2 separate regions of the Homo sapiens genome follow, and region 1 is linked to region 2. Evidence: read pairs that join two places in POLR2A ChIA-PET (ENCODE). Cell type or tissue: OCI-LY7. All regions are shown on one strand. Each heading gives the region's core, and the rest is flanking DNA. Links, peaks and the distances in the headings are about the cores only.

Evidence for each region. ChIA-PET counts read pairs that join two places held together with the same protein. Peaks named below come from ENCODE experiments on the same cell type or tissue, not always from the same donor. Only the 100,000 strongest peaks of a DNase experiment are listed, where the experiment ranks them.
Region 1: POLR2A ChIA-PET joins it to region 2 with 5 read pairs; 4 of 35 experiments call an interaction of 5 or more read pairs at or near these places.

The regions. Positions count from the first base shown.
Region 1 is chr12:51,066,789-51,071,172 of GRCh38, reverse strand. It overlaps CSRNP2 (cysteine and serine rich nuclear protein 2), which reads left to right. Exons shown (of 5, transcript NM_030809.3): 4 at 3,204-3,500. It also overlaps a transcript of LETMD1 not described here. Among named protein-coding and RNA genes, the nearest start is that of CSRNP2, 15 kb to the left of the region's middle. RefSeq lists an enhancer at 1,242-1,742. In OCI-LY7, for the core only: no CTCF peak of the experiment used is centred there; no DNase peak of the experiment used is centred there.
Region 2 is chr12:51,188,324-51,192,707 of GRCh38, reverse strand. It overlaps POU6F1 (POU class 6 homeobox 1), which reads left to right. Exons shown (of 11, transcript NM_001330422.2): 9 at 237-378; 10 at 944-1,112; 11 at 2,116-4,384. The coding sequence ends at 2,461. Among named protein-coding and RNA genes, the nearest start is that of TFCP2, 17 kb to the right of the region's middle. RefSeq lists an enhancer at 3,663-3,872 and a silencer at 4,243-4,382. In OCI-LY7, for the core only: no CTCF peak of the experiment used is centred there; DNase peaks (open chromatin) are centred at 2,527 and 3,917; H3K4me3 peaks cover 626 bases; H3K27ac peaks cover 1,600 bases.

The sequences.
Region 1 (4,384 bases), core at 255-4,254, 120 kb after region 2:
TTCTTGTGCCTCAGCCTCCCTCAACTGAGATTATAGGCATGTACCACCATGCTGGGCTAATTTTTTTATTTTTAGTAGAGACGAAGTTTTGCCACGTTGGCCAGGCTAGTCTCGAAGTCCTGGCCTCAAGTGATCCACCCGCCTCGGCCTCCCAAAGTGCTGGGATTACAGGAGTGAGCCACCATGTCCGGCCAGTTTTTGTAGAGATGGGGTCTTGTTCTGTTGCCCAAGCTGGTCTCGAACTCCTGGTCTTAAGCGATTCTTCCACCTTAGTCTCTCAGAGGTGCTGGGATAACAGTCATGCGCCACTGCACCAGGCCTGTTTTTTAGCTCTCTATAAGGGAGGCAGTTGGTTTCAAAAAATGTACATTCTGCATCTCTCATGTACCATCTAATGTTTGTCTTCCTTTGGGGTTGTTCCAGCAGCTGCTTGGTGTTCCGCAACTTTAGTTAACTATAATTTTTCTAATATTTTTATTTCATTTTTTGTATTTTGGCCTGTTATCCATATGGAACTCATTATCATGAATAGTATACATTGGGAATCTTTTTTCCCCCAGAAAATATCCACTTGTTCCAATACGATTTAATAACTAGAAGACTCTTTTCTCACTGATTTGAAATGCCACTTCTATCTCGATATTTAAATTCTCACATCTATATGAGTGTCCTCGTGTTACATCTCTAATCCCTTGCCTATGAGAGGACAGCAGGAGGGGGTATGCTTAGGGGGAGGTCAACCCTGGAGATGTAGACAGGAGCAATCCTGAGATAAACAGAAAGGCCCTTTGTAGTTGGCCTGCCTAGTACCGAAATCACTGACTAGGAAACCTCCAGAAGCCCCACTTTACTTCTCTTCATTTCTCTACCACCTCCCCCACAAACAAGAAAACCAGGTGTGTAGCTGATTACCCAAGCCCATTGCATCACATCTCTCCCAGGAGTTGTTCCTTTAGCAGCTCTACTCTGGTTGTCTGATGAAATCAACCAAAGGCTCCAGTCACGTGGCTTTCATCCTGCTAGCAGCTTCCAGAGCCCCAGGGATTATGAGGCCTCATTTTCTTGAGTTCTCTAGTGAGTTTTCAGAACTCTTTCAGCCACGGCTTGTCTTCAATCTGTCCTTCCACCAAGACTCCCTTTCTTGGCTCTCTATCCATCTCAGCCCAGAAAACCCAGATTTCTCGGTGGCTCACGCCTGTAATCCCAGCACTTTGGGAGGCTGAGGCGGGCGGATCATGAGGACAGGAGATCAAGACCATCCTGGCTAACACAGTGAAACCCCGTCTCTACTAAAAATACAAAAATACAAAAAATTAGCGAGGCGTGGTGGCAGGCGCCTGTAGTCCCAACTACTCGGGAGGCTAAGGCAGGAGAATGGCGTGAACCCAGGAGGCGGAGCTTGCAGTGAGCCGAGATTGCAGCACTGCACTCCAGCCTGGGTGACAGAGTGAGACTCAGTCTCAAAAAAAAAGAAAAAAAAGAAAAAAAAAAACCCAGATTTCTGCCTGTACATAGTACGCTCAGTATTATTGATACCACCTTTCCTCACATACAGCTTTTCTTTGAAGTCAAATAAAAAAGGATTAGGCCTGGTGCAGTGGCTCAGGCCTGTAATTATAGCACTTAGGGAGGTGGAGTTGGGTGTATCAGTTGAGGTCGGGAGTTCGAGACCAGCCTGGGCAACATTGTGAAACCCTGTCTCTACTAAAAATACAAAAATTAGCTGAGCATGGTGGCAGGAGCCTGTAATTCCAGCTACTTGGAAGGCTGAGGCAGGAGAATCACTTGAACCCAGGAGGCAGAGATTGCAGTGAGCCGAGATCATGCACTGCATTCCATCCTGAGCGACAGTGAGACCCTGTCTCAAAAAAAAAAAAAAAAAAAAGAAAGGAGAAGGAAGCCGGGCACGGTGGCTCATGCCTGTAATCCCATCACTTTGGGAGGCCGAGGTGGGCAGATTACAAGGTCAGGAGATTGAGACCATCCTGGCTAACACGGTGAAACCCCATGTCTACTAAAAATACAAAAAGTTAGCCGGGCGTGGTGGCAGGTGCCTGTAGTCCCAGCTACTCGGGAGACTGAGGCAGGAGAATGGCGTGAACCCAGGAGGTGGAGCTTGCAGCGAGCTGAGATCACGCCACTGCACTCCAGCCTGGGCGACAGAGCGAGACTCCGTCTCAAAAAAAAATGAAAAAAGAAAGGAGAAGAAATACATTTTTTCTCGGCCAAGGGCTTTCTTTAATACCTGTTAATATATTTGCTTTTTCTCCTTACAGTAGAATGAAGCTCTTTAGTGCATGCACAGATAATTGTTCACACTGTGGGGATTTGGGTTCATTGATTAAGACCTGGTAGCCTTTTACTACACTTTAATTTGCCCTTTTTTTTTCAAGAAGGTAGTTTTGCATTCAGTGGGTGCAAGTTGAAGGGTGTTTCACATTTTTCTGTATATCCAAGGATCATCCAGTCATTCACATACCTTTTCCTCTCTGTGTTAGAAGGCAAGTGAGTGTAAATTAGGGGATACATGTCTGGAAATAGACGGTATGTTTGTGGAAATAGATTTTCGTGTAGGAGGGAAGATGAGACGGGTTTTTGAGAAGCTTGGACCCAGAAAGGTGATGGTACGTAAGATTTCCCATCTTCCCACTCTGGATTTATTCTTTTGACTTGTGCTAGTGAATATAGCAGCCAGTAGTCACATACGGCTATTCAATTAAAATTATGTAAATTGGGCTGGCACAGTGGACCCCAGCACTTTGGGAGGCCGAGGTGTGTGGATCACTTGAGGCCAGCAGTTCAAGACTAGCCTGGCCAACACAGTGAAACCCTGTCTTTACTGAAAATAGAAAAAATTAGCCAGGCTGGTGACTCACGCCTGTAATCCCAACTACTTGGGAGGCAGGAGAATCGCTTGAACCCGGGAGGCGGAGGTTGTAGTGAGCCAAGACTGCACCACTGCACTCCCGCCTGGACGACAGAATGAGACTTTTGTCTCAAAAAAATAAATAAAATGACAGTTTTCCAATTGCTGCATTTCTAGTGCTCAGTAGCCACATGTGCTAGTAGCTGCCATCATTTTGGACAGCACAGATATTCCCATGATTGCAGAAGGTTCAAGGGACAGTGCTGCTCTGGGATGGTCACTGAGGAGGTGCATGCCGCTCATGTCTATGAGGCTAACCTTTCCTGTCTCTTGGCAGCTGACCAAGAATGGGACAGTGGAGTCGGTGGAGGCTGATGGCCTGACGCTGGATGATGTGTCAGATGAAGATATTGATGTGGAAAATGTGGAGGTGGATGATTACTTCTTCCTGCAGCCTCTGCCCACCAAACGGCGACGGGCCCTGCTGAGGGCTTCTGGGGTCCACCGTATTGATGCTGAAGAGAAGCAAGAACTTCGAGCCATCCGCCTGTCACGGGAAGAATGTGGTTGTGACTGCCGACTGTATTGTGACCCAGAAGCGTGTGCCTGCAGCCAGGCTGGGATTAAATGCCAGGTCAGTCCAAGTTGGCCTGAGATAGTATATCTACACCAGGGTCAGCGGGGTGAGGTGTGGGTGCCACTGAACATGGGAGGCCCATTCAGGGGTGGATTCCCTATGGTTGTGAACACTCTCCAGTTCCACAACCCTCCTCCGTCAACAGAGTAAGCAAACAGCACACGGCCAGGCATGGTGGCTCACACCTCTAATCCTAGCTATGTGGGAGGCTGAGGTAGGAGGATCTCTTGAGTCCAGGAGGTCAAGGCTGCAGTGAGCTGAGTTCACACCAGTGCACGCCAGCCTGGGTCACAGAGTGAGACCCTGTCTCTTAAAATTTTTGCAAAGAAAACAAGCATGACAGGATTCTTAGGCTGTGGAGGTATCTCATCTTTTTTTGTTTCATTTCTCAGAGGTGATAAGAAGCAGCTGTTAGGAAAGGGATGAAGAGGAGTTAGTACATTTAACATTTAGTAAATGTTTCCTAAATACTGATTCCTAAACAGTATTTCCTAAATACTGTTTCCTAAATACTGATTCCTTGAGATAAAAGGAAGCAGGACTGGGCATGGTGGCTCACATCTGTAATCCCAGCACTTTGGGAGGCCGAGGCAGGCAGGCAGATTGCTTCCCAGGAGTTCGAGACCAGCCTGGGCAACATGGCTAAGCCCCATCTTTACAAAAAATACAAAAATTAGCTGGACATGGTAGCATGGGCCTGTAGTCCCAGGTACTCAAGAGGCTGAGATGGGAGGAGGATCACTTGAGCCTGGGAGGCATAGGTTGCAGTAAGCTATGATTGTGCCACTGCACTCCAGCCCGGGCGACAGAGCAAGACCCTGTCTCAAAAAGTTAGCAGAGGAATGGTGTGGGCCTGTAGATTCTATCTGCAAACACTTATT
Region 2 (4,384 bases), core at 120-4,119:
ATATCAAACTCCCAACCTCAAGTGATCCTCCCGCCTTGGCTTCCCAAAGTGTTGGGATTACAGGCATCAGCCACCATGCCCTGCCTAGTCTTGTTTTATGATAGAGCCCAGGCGGGAATGTCCTGCATGCGTGAGGATTTCATGTCTGTTTTTGCCCTGCCTCTGGTCCACCCAGGGATTTTAACTCCCTGAGCCTGGCAGAGGGCAGCAAAGGCTTGTTGTCTGTCCTTTCACAGGTGCAGCCCATCCAGCCCACACCAACCGTGCCCCAGCCTGCTGTGGTCATTGCCAGCCCAGCTCCAGCCGCCAAGCCATCTGCCTCTGCTCCTATCCCAATTACCTGCTCAGAGACCCCCACCGTCAGCCAGTTGGTGTCCAGTAAGTGGCTCCTGGAGAAGTAGTGTGGAGAAGTGGGGAGGCATTTATGTGGGCACCCAATCTCTTCAGATGCTGCTTTCCTTGATATCCTGGGGTCCAGAGGGGAAGGGCAGAGGCCCAATATGAGGGGCTGGCTTTTTTATTCCCATTCCTGTTGAGGTGGAGTTTGGGCACGATGACAGTGGAGGCTGTCAAGCTGGCTGGCTGGCTGCTTTTTGGAGAGGCCGAGCCATGGGCTGTCTCCGCTATGGTCTCTCACCCAGTATTTGAGGAATGTGGGTGACCAACAAGTGTGTTTGGGGCCAGGCCTAGGGAGAATGGGGGAGGGTGAGCAGTTAGAGCTGGAAGAACTTGAAAATAGCTCCTTACCCCTGGAGAGGTTAGTTTAGGCCCCTTCAACTCTTGCTTGTCTTGGGGACAAAGGTGATAAGAGTCTTGAAGGTGCGTGAGCCTTTTCCCAGGTGTCCTCACCTCTCACTACTGCGTCAGTTCAGACCAATGAGCCAGATAAGCAGGGATGGTTCCCATGTTACACACTCATCCCTGCTCCCTCCCTCTGGCCTAGAGCCACATACTCCAAGTCTGGATGAGGATGGGATCAACTTAGAAGAGATCCGGGAGTTTGCCAAGAACTTTAAGATCCGGCGGCTCTCGCTGGGCCTTACACAGACCCAGGTGGGTCAGGCTCTGACTGCAACGGAAGGTCCAGCCTACAGCCAGTCAGCCATCTGCCGGTGAGTAAGGCTGCCCTAGACAGGATTAGGGCCTGCTCAGCTGCCTGGTGCCACCGGGCACTCATGGGAACCTGAGCACCGGCCCCTTTTCCATATGCCCCCTTGCTCCAGCCTTTTTCCAGATAAGGAAGACCATCTTAAGGGTAGATATGAACACCTGGGGCAGTCAAAGGCTGACCCTGTCCTTCTGAGGTCCTCTGAAGATTATCCTCCAATCCTGGGCATTAATATGGGTCTTCTTTGGGGAACCCAAGACCCTAATCCACTGAGGAATTCTAGCAGGAAAGGAGTACAGCTTATAAAATTAGTCACCAAAGTGGGAACTTCCATTCTATGTTGGCCCTTAACTGTAACCCACCATACCTCATCATGCTCCCATCTCCCCTCTAACAAGGAATGACTGTAAAGTAACATAGCTGAGTTTTCTGTAAGCAGCCTACAAACTAGTTTTGGTGCCAGGAGGGATAGAGTTTCAAACAAGAATAAGCGCATGGCTCAGGGATGGCCAAAAGGTTTCATCTGCCTGCCAGCTCCATAGGTCAGGCTAGAGTGACCTTTAGAGTGCCTCCAGCATCCTGTGGAGAATCCTGTCACCACATCCAGCTCAGCCAGAAAGAGCAGCCTGACTTGTTAGTGATGCTGCTATGGGAGTGTGACTGGAGGCCTCCCAAGGTGACTCCTCAAAAGGACTTCATTCATTTAGGGGAACGTTCTAGAATGGTTGTTTGTAAGGCAGTTGCACTATTATTATTCCACTACTGACTGAGCCGAGGCCGTGGGAATGGTTTCCCTGTTAGGACCGGGCACATCAGAGGGTCTGAGGAGTCTGGGCTTGGCCAAACTAGAGGGGTCTTGGTGGAGGTGGTGAGGGGAGCACTGGGTACAGTCTCACCAGCCCCTAGAGGAGCGGCCCCTTGAGGATGGAGCCTGCACCTAGGTGCGGGGTGTGCCAAAGAGACCAACATGCTCTCACTGCCTCTTCCTGGGTATGGGTTGCCCACAGGTTCGAGAAGCTAGACATCACACCCAAGAGTGCCCAGAAGCTAAAGCCGGTGCTGGAAAAGTGGCTAAACGAAGCTGAACTGCGGAACCAGGAAGGCCAGCAGAACCTGATGGAGTTTGTGGGAGGCGAGCCCTCCAAGAAACGCAAACGCCGCACCTCCTTCACCCCCCAGGCCATAGAGGCTCTCAATGCCTATTTTGAGAAGAACCCACTGCCCACAGGCCAGGAGATCACTGAAATTGCTAAGGAGCTCAACTACGACCGTGAGGTAGTGCGGGTCTGGTTCTGCAATCGGCGCCAGACGCTCAAGAACACCAGCAAGCTGAACGTCTTTCAGATCCCTTAGGGCTCAGCCCCTGGCCCTGTGTTCTAGCACTTTGTCCATTTCCCGTGGCATCCGGCTGCAGCCACTGCCATGACAGCACCTGTCATTTTGCCACGTGCAGCTGTGCTCACCCCAGGTCATCAGACTCCACCGTGTGCATGTGCATCAATGTCCCTCTTTTCTCCCACACATCTCACATCATGGGGAGGCCAGAGGGGGCCACACGAGAGCTCCAGGCTCTGGGCTGGTCACTCCGAAGAAGAGGATTTGTGACGTCACTTAGAGAAGCACCTTGCTAGCATGGTTTCTGAAGGGTGAATTCTGGTGGGGAACCAGAAACTCCCTGTCTTTGGGGCAGGGCTAAAGCAGCTCCTAAGGACCACTGGCCATTAGCTCTTGCTTTTGATGGCATTCTCTTTCCACCTTGTCTTCTCCTTTGCTCCTCTGTGTTAGTGTGGCAGGTATGACAACTCATCCAGTGGAAACACAGCCTCACACTGCCCTTCCGCCCCCCACACTTTGCCTGCAGGTGCACCGAAAGGACCTGGGAGATAAAATTCAAAAAAGTGTGATGTGCTGCTCAGAAGGTCAGACTCCATGTCTGCCTTGACCTCAAGGTCAGAAGGTTCCCAAACCCCTGGGGCTGGAACATGGGATCTCCTCTTCCACCTCTTCCTGGTTCCTTTGCGGGGAAAATTGCACTAAAACAGAACCTTTTCTTAATCCATGTTGGAAGGAAGCAACAGTGAACTCTACCTGTTCTGGAGTTCTCCTGGGTCTGCAGAAGGTTGGGAATTTAGAAAATAAGGCTGTTCTTTCATATTTTAATTTAATCTCTGTCAATGGCCATCCCTCCCACAAAAAAACGTGGGTTAAGAGAACTTGCAGACTGGATATGCAAGCAAACGGGCAACTCTGGAGAAAAATAAGGAAAGGAATGCTGACTTTCTCTTTCTTTCTCTTGTCCCCACACCCATTCCCAACCCAATACTGGGGCCTTCTCAAAAGGAGCAAATTAAACAATAAACCAGACAGCAAGGCCCTGGGGGAAAGGACAACATCCTGAAATAAATGATGGAGCCCAGGAAGGTCTCTTGTGGAAGTTGACTTAACTCTAATTTTCTTTGTAACTTTAAGCCTTGGATACGGGAGGAGAAATCTCATTTTGTCGAGTCTCAGACCATGTCTGTGTGTAAGCAATCCCCACAGTGTCCTCTGAGCCAAGGACACCCCCAGATCAGATTGAGTTTTGCTTCTAGACGGGGTAGCTATGGTACCTTGGGGGTTAGCTCTCATCCAAGCTGTTAAGTGAGTTTCCAGCCTCACTGTGGCTGGAAAGCCCCTAAAATTCAGTATGTAACTCCAGGAAGTCAGGAGAGAACTGAGATTTGCCTAGATGACCACAGGCTTGCGGTGTAGATTATCCCTAAAGGGCCCCAAGTCACGGGGGTCAACCACCCCTGTCTTCAGTACTCTTATCCTTACAGAGGCTGGTCTCTAACAGCTGCCTCCAGTGGACCTCCCATGATCCACCCTGAGGGAAGGACCGTCAGCTGGGGACACATCACCACCTCTGTCAGTCACTGGTGCAGAGCCACCTCCTAGCCTAGCTTCCTCTGGTGTCCTGTTTCCTTTCCCACTTACTGTTGGTGCCTCCCAGGCCCTGCAGTGCCAGCGTGGCCACCCTCTTGGTAGCCTGGCCAGTAAGAGGAGGACAGTTGTGTGCTGAATTAGCACACGCACGTGCAGCGCGCACAGACGCGCGCACACACACACACATACACGCTCTGCTGCATTTGGACAAACCATGCCTGCCAGAGTGTAGCAGAGGTGAGGAAGCAGGTGGGCAGCTTGCCTGACCCAGCTTTTCAGGAGAGCGTGTCTCCAACAGAGAGTCTCCACACTCTAGTTCAGGGTTATCGACCTGCCTCAATGAGATGACAG